2 separate regions of the Homo sapiens genome follow, and region 2 is linked to region 1. The links are chromatin loops, found by intact Hi-C in ENCODE. Cell type or tissue: IMR-90. All regions are shown on one strand.

Region 1 (4,000 bases):
ATTCTCCACCCCCTGAAATCTCACAGTTAAAACGTTTCCCTTTAATGTTGCCTTCGAATTTTCTCATGCTTATTTAGTCTCTTTACATGCCATCCTACTCTTTGGTTGTTCTGGTCTCCCATAAACTTTCCGATATTGAATGTTTCCCAGCAAGCTACTTGGTTCAAGATGTTTTCTAATCAATCAGAAAGATGGCTGACCAGAAGGCCATCATTAAATTTTTCTTAGTCTTCAGCATCAGAATTCTGATCTTACCCACCTGGAATAATTTCTCTAAATCATACTTTTATTTTTATAGTAATTTGAATTGGGTTAGACAATGCTGAATGATAGCATCAAAAACAGAGAACTTCAATGATATACAAAGAAAGTTCCATAAGTATTCATGAGTTTGTTCAGCACGTCAAGGCAGTGTTAATGAGATTTTGCTTTAATCACTCCCTTCCTGTTACCCCTGCAGACCCCCACCAATCCTCCCTCACTGTGACCTGATCATTTATTTTCAGTGACAAGCACAGCTCGGCCTCCGGCCCAGTAAATGCTGAGAAATTGTCAGATATTGAAGTTGTCCTGGCCTGCCCCTTCAGTGAACCACACATTAACATTGAAGAGTCTGGCAGCAGCTGCATCACCTTAAACTAGGGAGGCTGAATGTGGAATTGTCCTCGTCCTGAGAGAGGTGTTGTCACCTGATGTTTCCGGGTTACCTGGTGGTTCCTTGGTCAGGAACATGAAAGGACAGCATTCCCTGAACAGATTCTCCTTGAATTTCACTGTTGTTCTGTACTTCAATATTAACTTACAGCTGCCTTGTGGTTATATATATTTTTAAGTGAAATATTAACACTGTCTCTGTAATACTAGAAAGCACAGCCATTTCCAAAAGTTAAGGCTAATTAACTTCGTGCACCAGCACAATATTTATCAGGCTCACAGATGTGCCAGCTGAGGAATGTAGCCAGAAAGAACACTTTGCATACTGGATAATTGAGGTTTGACCTAATGAACAGTTTTGCCTGTGTTGAAGGGCTGTAATTTGTTAGCTGGAGTGAAAGTCTCTGCCTAGCCTTTTTGGAAAAAATTGATGGAGTCTAGAGTGTCTCAAACAGTGTCTGATTAAACAGCAGGTTTTGTTTTTGTTTAATTTCCAATCTGTCAGAGACTAATACGCATAAAAAATGTTAAAAATGAAATACGGCAAAAGTGAAATAAATATTGAAGAGAGGTAAGATTATAGTAGATTCAAAAGACATAAAAATACTGTCAAATTGCCATAAAAGTTTCTAAATATTGATCTGAATTTCTGTACTGACCTCACTACAGACCATTAATAAACAGATATTGACGTGTTATTGATCCCATGGGACACAGTTTGAGGAACATTGGTTTTAACTAATACTACTGTGAGGTGCACACATGGGAAGTCATTAGCGTATCTGTGATCATCAAGTTCATTAAAATGAAATGGTATTTATTTATGTCCTTCAAGAAGGAATAAAGAGTGTGTTCTAACAACTTCTTTGGGTAAGTGTAAAATAAGATTGTAATAAATTTAATTATCAGCTAAATAGTAGCCCTGTTGGTTTTTAAGCTGATACTTTACAAAAGAGTTAACTATTAATTTCTGTGTTATAGCTTTCTCTTCCATGCCAAATAAGAATATACTTTATGTCAGTTGCCCATTTAGGTATAAGCAATCTGTTGGATCTGAACCTTCCATACACTCATTTTTCAAATATTATTATGGTACTTTACTAAGCAAATCAGTGTCACATTCCTACATGATGAAATTCAGCCCATTATTAATCATCTTAAATGTGACTTGGGGTCTCATTTTCTTCTAAATGTTGTCAGTGGTGTACTGTTGGCTTCTGCTATTTTCTTGCAGCGAATTCAAGGTCGAAAAGCCAGCCTGGAGGAAATACAGCTTGTTCATTCTGAACATCACTCACTGTTGTATGGCACCAACCCCCTGGACGGACAGAAGCTGGACCCCAGGATACTCCTAGGTCTGTACGGGCCTCCACTGTACTGGGAACAGCACATTCCAGCACTATCATTAGTCAACGCTGGTGTCAGTTCAAAATACTTGGCAAGTAGTGCAACAAAAAATCAGTTTTTCCAACAGCTTTGCTCTGTGGAGTGAGTCATTTGCAACAGAAGCCATTGTAGATTAAGAAAATCCTGCATTAGAAAATGACAATGTAGGTTCCATGGTGTTTACTTTAGAATTAACCTTCATTTGAATAACATTTGTACAATGTGTTTTTGCATATAGAAAAAACTACATTGCTGAATTTATTGTGTTTTCAAACTTAAAGTAGAAATGATTTACACATGCTTTATGCAAATTTCTCTTCACCGTTCCCATTTTTTTGTATCTTTTAGTTCTTTGTTCTATGACCTTAAGAAACAAAGGAAATAGTACAACTTGTATTAAGTGAAAACTCATTATTACTATGCCCATCACACTACATTCTATAGCAAGATTGCAAATCTATTTATTGCCTTACCTTTGGAATTAAATAATACATTAAATGCAAAACTAGAAAACTAATAAACAGTTTTTTGTTAATGTATGATTTTTTGAAACTTTATCGTCAGATTTTAAAATAAAATTTATATTGCAGAACTTTATATAAGCTTTATATGAGTGATAGAAACAACAGGTTTCTGGAAGAAAAATTAGTGACAATCCTTATTTTAGCTGAAATGATAATATTGTTTTATTAACTTTTTATAAGTGAATAACAATATCTAACATTGGCAATAGATGCTGATGGGGTCATGTTTTAAATGTTTTAACTAAAAAAGACATTTTAGGAGTTTTTCCTTCAAATAAATGTATTGTGTCAGCTCTAAGTTATTGAACTCTTTCACCTAATTCAATATTATTTCAAAATTGTTTTATATTAACTGGTCCTAAACAATTTGAAAGCAAGTAGATAACATACAGTAGGTAGGTATCTTGGAAAGCAATTGTAAGGAAGAATTAACAGTTACTCATTATAACACAATATACCTTTTTAAACAAGTGGCAAGCATCTCTTAAATTTATGAAGTGCAGGCATATGAGTGAGCATAAATATGCCCACACATGCGTGTAGCAGTATAGGTAGCAGTAGCTTGGGGAGAAGTAAGACCAGAGGGGAATACATAAAGATTATCCAATTTTTAGAAAGTACATTGCTAATATTTGATGATAAAAAATAATGTATACTATCGAATTAACATTGTATATTAATATGAATACAAATAAATCAATCTAAACATATATGCTCATTTTTTCCTTTCTATTTTAGAAACCAGTCTCTGTACATGCAGATACTTTACATAAAATACCTCTTTTGCTGCAAATATTGTATAATAAATGTTCTTATTTTAACATGAATCAATAACCCTACCCAACTAACCAACAAGATGAAGTAAACCAGACATTTTAATTGTCATGATTTTATGAGGTCATAATACTCAAGCATTTAAACATAGGAGACTGTGTCCATGTCATTATTTTTTAATTGAGTTAAGAAAAAACAAGTAGAAAACCTCCCCCCACTTTTTAAAAATCTCTGGTCCTAAAGTATAAATCAACCTTCCAACTTTATTGGAACAGGCTGGGATTGATCAAATTGTGAATATAAACACACATTTGATATTTGAGAAGTGCTCCAAAACAACCATTGTTCCACATTTTAAGAGAAAGGCATATTTATAAGATAAATGAAGTTTAAACTTTTGCAACATCAAACTTTTATTCATAAAACATGGCGATGTTTTTTTAAAAAATTTGACTCTTTTGAACAAACCTATTTTTTGTAAAATATTTGATGTGCATATCATTTTTAAATTTGATGATTTTAAAATGAAATTCCATTTATAATTTTAACTTGGACAAAGGTTCTTTTCATGTATGTATGTGATGAAAGCAGCAAGTACCTATGATTCAATGTTTAAAATTTTAATCTAAATAAATTAGCCATTTATCTCATTAATTTTGAAC
Region 2 (4,000 bases), 96 kb after region 1:
AAAATAATTGTAAGCATTACAGCCTTTTACTCTAATGACCTTGACTCTGCACTGGGATAGATGTCTAATTACAAAGAATTCAGCACAGACCACATTAGCGAGGCTGGTGTTTGCTTTGCACACAGACCCAACATCTGTTGGATCTTTGGAGCAGAGATTTAGTCATGGGAGATGAATCCTGCTGTTCTCTTAAAATGCATGCTTTGAAAAGAATGCTCTTATAATATTTTGGTCCTGAGAGATACGGCATCATAGGTTCACGCTAAGGCTCACAGCCCCTAAGAAATTATGAGTAACTGATTAGATTTTTATAACTGCAGATCAAGTCCCTAAAATAAGAATCTATTCTTATCTTAGAAACTATGAGTATTATTTAGAAACCATGAGTAACTGATTAGATTTTTTAACTGCAAATCAAACCCCTAAAGTAAGAATCTATCCCTAAAAATCAAAATCTATTTTGCTATTTTGGTCACTATAATGAACAGAGGGAGTTGAACACATGGTTATCTCTCCACCACTCATGGCTGCTGCATAGAAATTGCCCCTAAAGGATGTTAATATTATTGATTTTATAAACTATGTAGGTAGAACCTCTATTTTTCTTACACTGAACTTGGAGTGGGCAAAAAGAAGCCTACAAATGCATTATAAACATTGCAAATGTACATTATGAATGTATATTACAAATACATTACAAATGTGCAAATGCATTAGTAGCTTCCCTTAATTTCAGTTTATGAGTTTGTGATATAAATGGCAGGGAAGAAAAACATTTGTGTGCATTTATCTTTGGAAATAGCACAACTTATTTAATCAATTGCTTTCTATTAACATTTTTTTGGTGAATGTGAACAATACAATCAAATGTAACATCGATTTGGGTCTCTGTGATTTTCCCTGTCACCTCAATTCATTCCCGCCTTTTCTCCACATTACTGTCTTTCCCTGAAGCATAGGTAGTATTCATTTGCCACCTGAATGATCACCGCTGGGTCACTGTTGTGAAACCATAAAGTGCCTTGAAGGAAATCACAGTGCAGTTATTCAGTCTGTTCATATATTCTTCTCCTACCTCTCAGCTTTATCTTTTTCTTTCTCCGATTTCTTCAGTCCAGCTTTCAACTCTTCACTCCCATATATGTCATGTTTCAACTTCATTTAAATTTTTATCTTTTTCTCTATGTGTCATAGTTTTGGTAATTTTATGACTAAAACATGCTTTTCCTTTTGTCTGGAAGTATTTATTTTCTTTCACTGAATAATTGCTTCTCTTTTTTTATTTTTTTTTAACTGTGTTGCAGCACATAAAAAGTTTATGAAATCAATTCAGAGGGTCAAGATTGGCATTTTAATAGAATGTAATAGAAGATAAAAGAGTGTCACATATTGTTTCACAAAATATGTTTTAGTTGTGTGTGTGTGTGTGTGTGTGTGTGTGTATGTATGTATGTACTAGTTCCTGGAGTGAAATGTACTTTTTTGTTTGTTGTGGTTTGAGAATTTTGAAAGCCACTGTTTAAACAGCCAATTAAAATATCATTTTATCTATAAAGTTTTGTCTCTGTTCTCCAGAATAATTAATAAGTTCATTTTCTATGTCCACATTTATAGCTGTAGTTTCTAGAGTAATTATTGTTTTGAACTGGGAGAAAAAAATCAATATCTGTATTAATGAACGCATCCCTTTGAACTGGAAGAAATTTGTTTACAGAGTTGCTTCATCCATGCCATCTGAACTTGTTAAGTATAGGAATCATAGGAATCTGTCCTGACATTATGAAATCTAGCACTTGGCACCTTGGCATTGAGATTCACTGTAGATGTTCAATGAATGTTCCAGGAATAAATTAATAAATGAAAAAATCTATGAAAAGACAAACTTGACAAAGTTGGGTTCAGCTATTTTGTTTTCAAATGGGAATGTGACATTCCCATTTTCAATGGGAATTTGAAAATATTTATCTAATATCTGCTACTTGAAAAGATTTTTAAAAACAAGCTAATTTTTTAAATATGAGGGTACAGTACTGATGTACTAATAACTGTGGAGTATTATTTGGTCTAAAACAAATACACATGCACAAAAGAAAATTAGTTTTCAAATGTTTATCCATTGAAATCTTGGATTCTGCCGGCTGTTTAGTGGTTCATTTAGCATGTCACAGTATCATGACAGCAGTGTCGAAATACCACCATAACATTCCCTTTTCAAAAAATGAAAATAATCAGTGAGAAAGCTAGCTATCTGTGCATATGGATCCACATGGTTGCATATTTGGAAAAATGGATAATCAATGTATTACTCAATTCTTAGGCTGCTGTGAAGAAATACCCTAGACTGGGTAGTTTATAAAGGAAAGAGGTTTAATTGACTCACGTGGCTGCATGTTCTGCATGGCTAGGCAAGCCTCAGGAAACTTACAATCATGGTGGGAGGCACCTCTTCACGAGGCAGCAGGAGAGAGAATGAGTGCCCAGCAAAGGGGGAAGCCCCTTATAAAACCGTCAGCTCTCATGAGAACTCAATATCACAGGAACAGGATAGGGGAAATCACCCCCATGATTCAATTATCTCCACCTAGTCCCTCCCATGACATGTGGGGATTATGGGAACTACAATTCAATATGAGATTTGGGTGGGGACACCAAAGTAACCAAATCAGCTTATGTTAACATTTCCTATCTAGAATGTTTGAATGTACTTTACTCAGAAATTGCTTTCATGCTAATCCAAGTGACAACCCATAGTCTAACTAGTCAGAGTATATTTTTATCTTAAATAATAAAACTACTCTATCATGTCACCATGGAAATTTCGTACTTTGTGGAGTGAACATTGCAGTTGGAATTGTACCTGGAAATAAGTTGCTGCTGAATAAATATTGACAGCAGTGTCTCATTTTTACCATGTCCTGATCTCCTGTGAAGTTTGAGTGGCATACCTACTTCCCTTCTAACTCACAGAAACACTGAAGTGATTGCTTCAATACACATGATATGCCTTCATTGCCTCATTGAATCAGAGCACTTAGAAACACTATTTTTTCATCCAAAAATGCAGTTAAAAGGCAGTGAAATTGTCAAGCTTCCGAGAACGTGATCTTTGGATTCAGACAGATATGAGTTTGAATCCCAAGTCAGTCAGTTATTTGCTGAAACAACTTGACTGATTATCTTACCTTCATTGAGTCTTAGTCTTACTGTCTATAATTGGGATCAAAGTACATAATTTCAAGTATATTGTGATCATTGCAACATTAGAAGGAATGTATAAACTTCTTAACTTCATGCCTGGCACCTAGTACATTGTCAAAATGGTTGATGATTTTGTTGTTGTTGCTAGAAGAAAAGAGTTTCCTTGCCTCCAACATAAACTATTTTTTTAGTTTTGGAATTAATCCTACTCTCCTGTTATTTTAGCTATGAATACATGTAACACTCCTAGATCTTGGGCTGATCTCCTGATTGAGAAGACAGCCTGACTCTGCACTTCAGAACTCTATTCAGGCCCCAAGTTCTTTCTTTCTTCTCAGTCTCTTTCTGGCTATGCCTCAGGGAACAAGTAAAATGTGTTACTAAATGAGCTTGCCTTTTGTCTTGTTCATCTCACATTGCTACGCAATTAAAAAAAAAAAAAACTTGATGATGCTGCCTTCCTCAGAAAGGCCACATCAAAAGGTAGAGTTAACCAAAAATAATACACACTTTTTCCAAAGACACAAACAGTTCCTTGAAAAGGATGTCATGCTGTAATTTGTTTTGTGAATTCTATAAACCACAGAACATTTACTTACAGTAATGTTTGACCTTTCTTTTTCCTTATTTTTATGCCTACAAAGCTTCTTTTTCTCTCCTCTTGAGAAGAAATATAAAGGCTAACGCTCTCATATATATATATATATATATATATATATATATATATATATATATATATGTGAGAGAATGAGAGAGAGAGAAATATATATGATTTTATTGGAATACTGAATTTAATTTTTAG

The links. A loop is a pair of places that touch in the nucleus more often than their neighbours do. Peaks named below come from ENCODE experiments on the same cell type or tissue, not always from the same donor. Only the 100,000 strongest peaks of a DNase experiment are listed, where the experiment ranks them.
Region 2: a loop joins it to region 1, with 2.7 times the contacts of the local background. A loop is called at or near these places in 1 of 110 quality-filtered maps.

The regions. Positions count from the first base shown.
Region 1 is chr7:18,760,269-18,764,268 of GRCh38, forward strand. HDAC9 (histone deacetylase 9) reads left to right here. Exons shown (of 26, transcript NM_178425.4): 15 at 1,889-2,009. Among named protein-coding and RNA genes, the nearest start is that of HDAC9-AS1, 140 kb to the right of the region's middle. In IMR-90, no CTCF peak of the experiment used is centred here; a DNase peak (open chromatin) is centred at 2,093.
Region 2 is chr7:18,855,923-18,859,922 of GRCh38, forward strand. The region is part of intron 21 of HDAC9 (histone deacetylase 9); the gene reads left to right. Among named protein-coding and RNA genes, the nearest start is that of HDAC9-AS1, 44 kb to the right of the region's middle. In IMR-90, no CTCF peak of the experiment used is centred here; no DNase peak of the experiment used is centred here.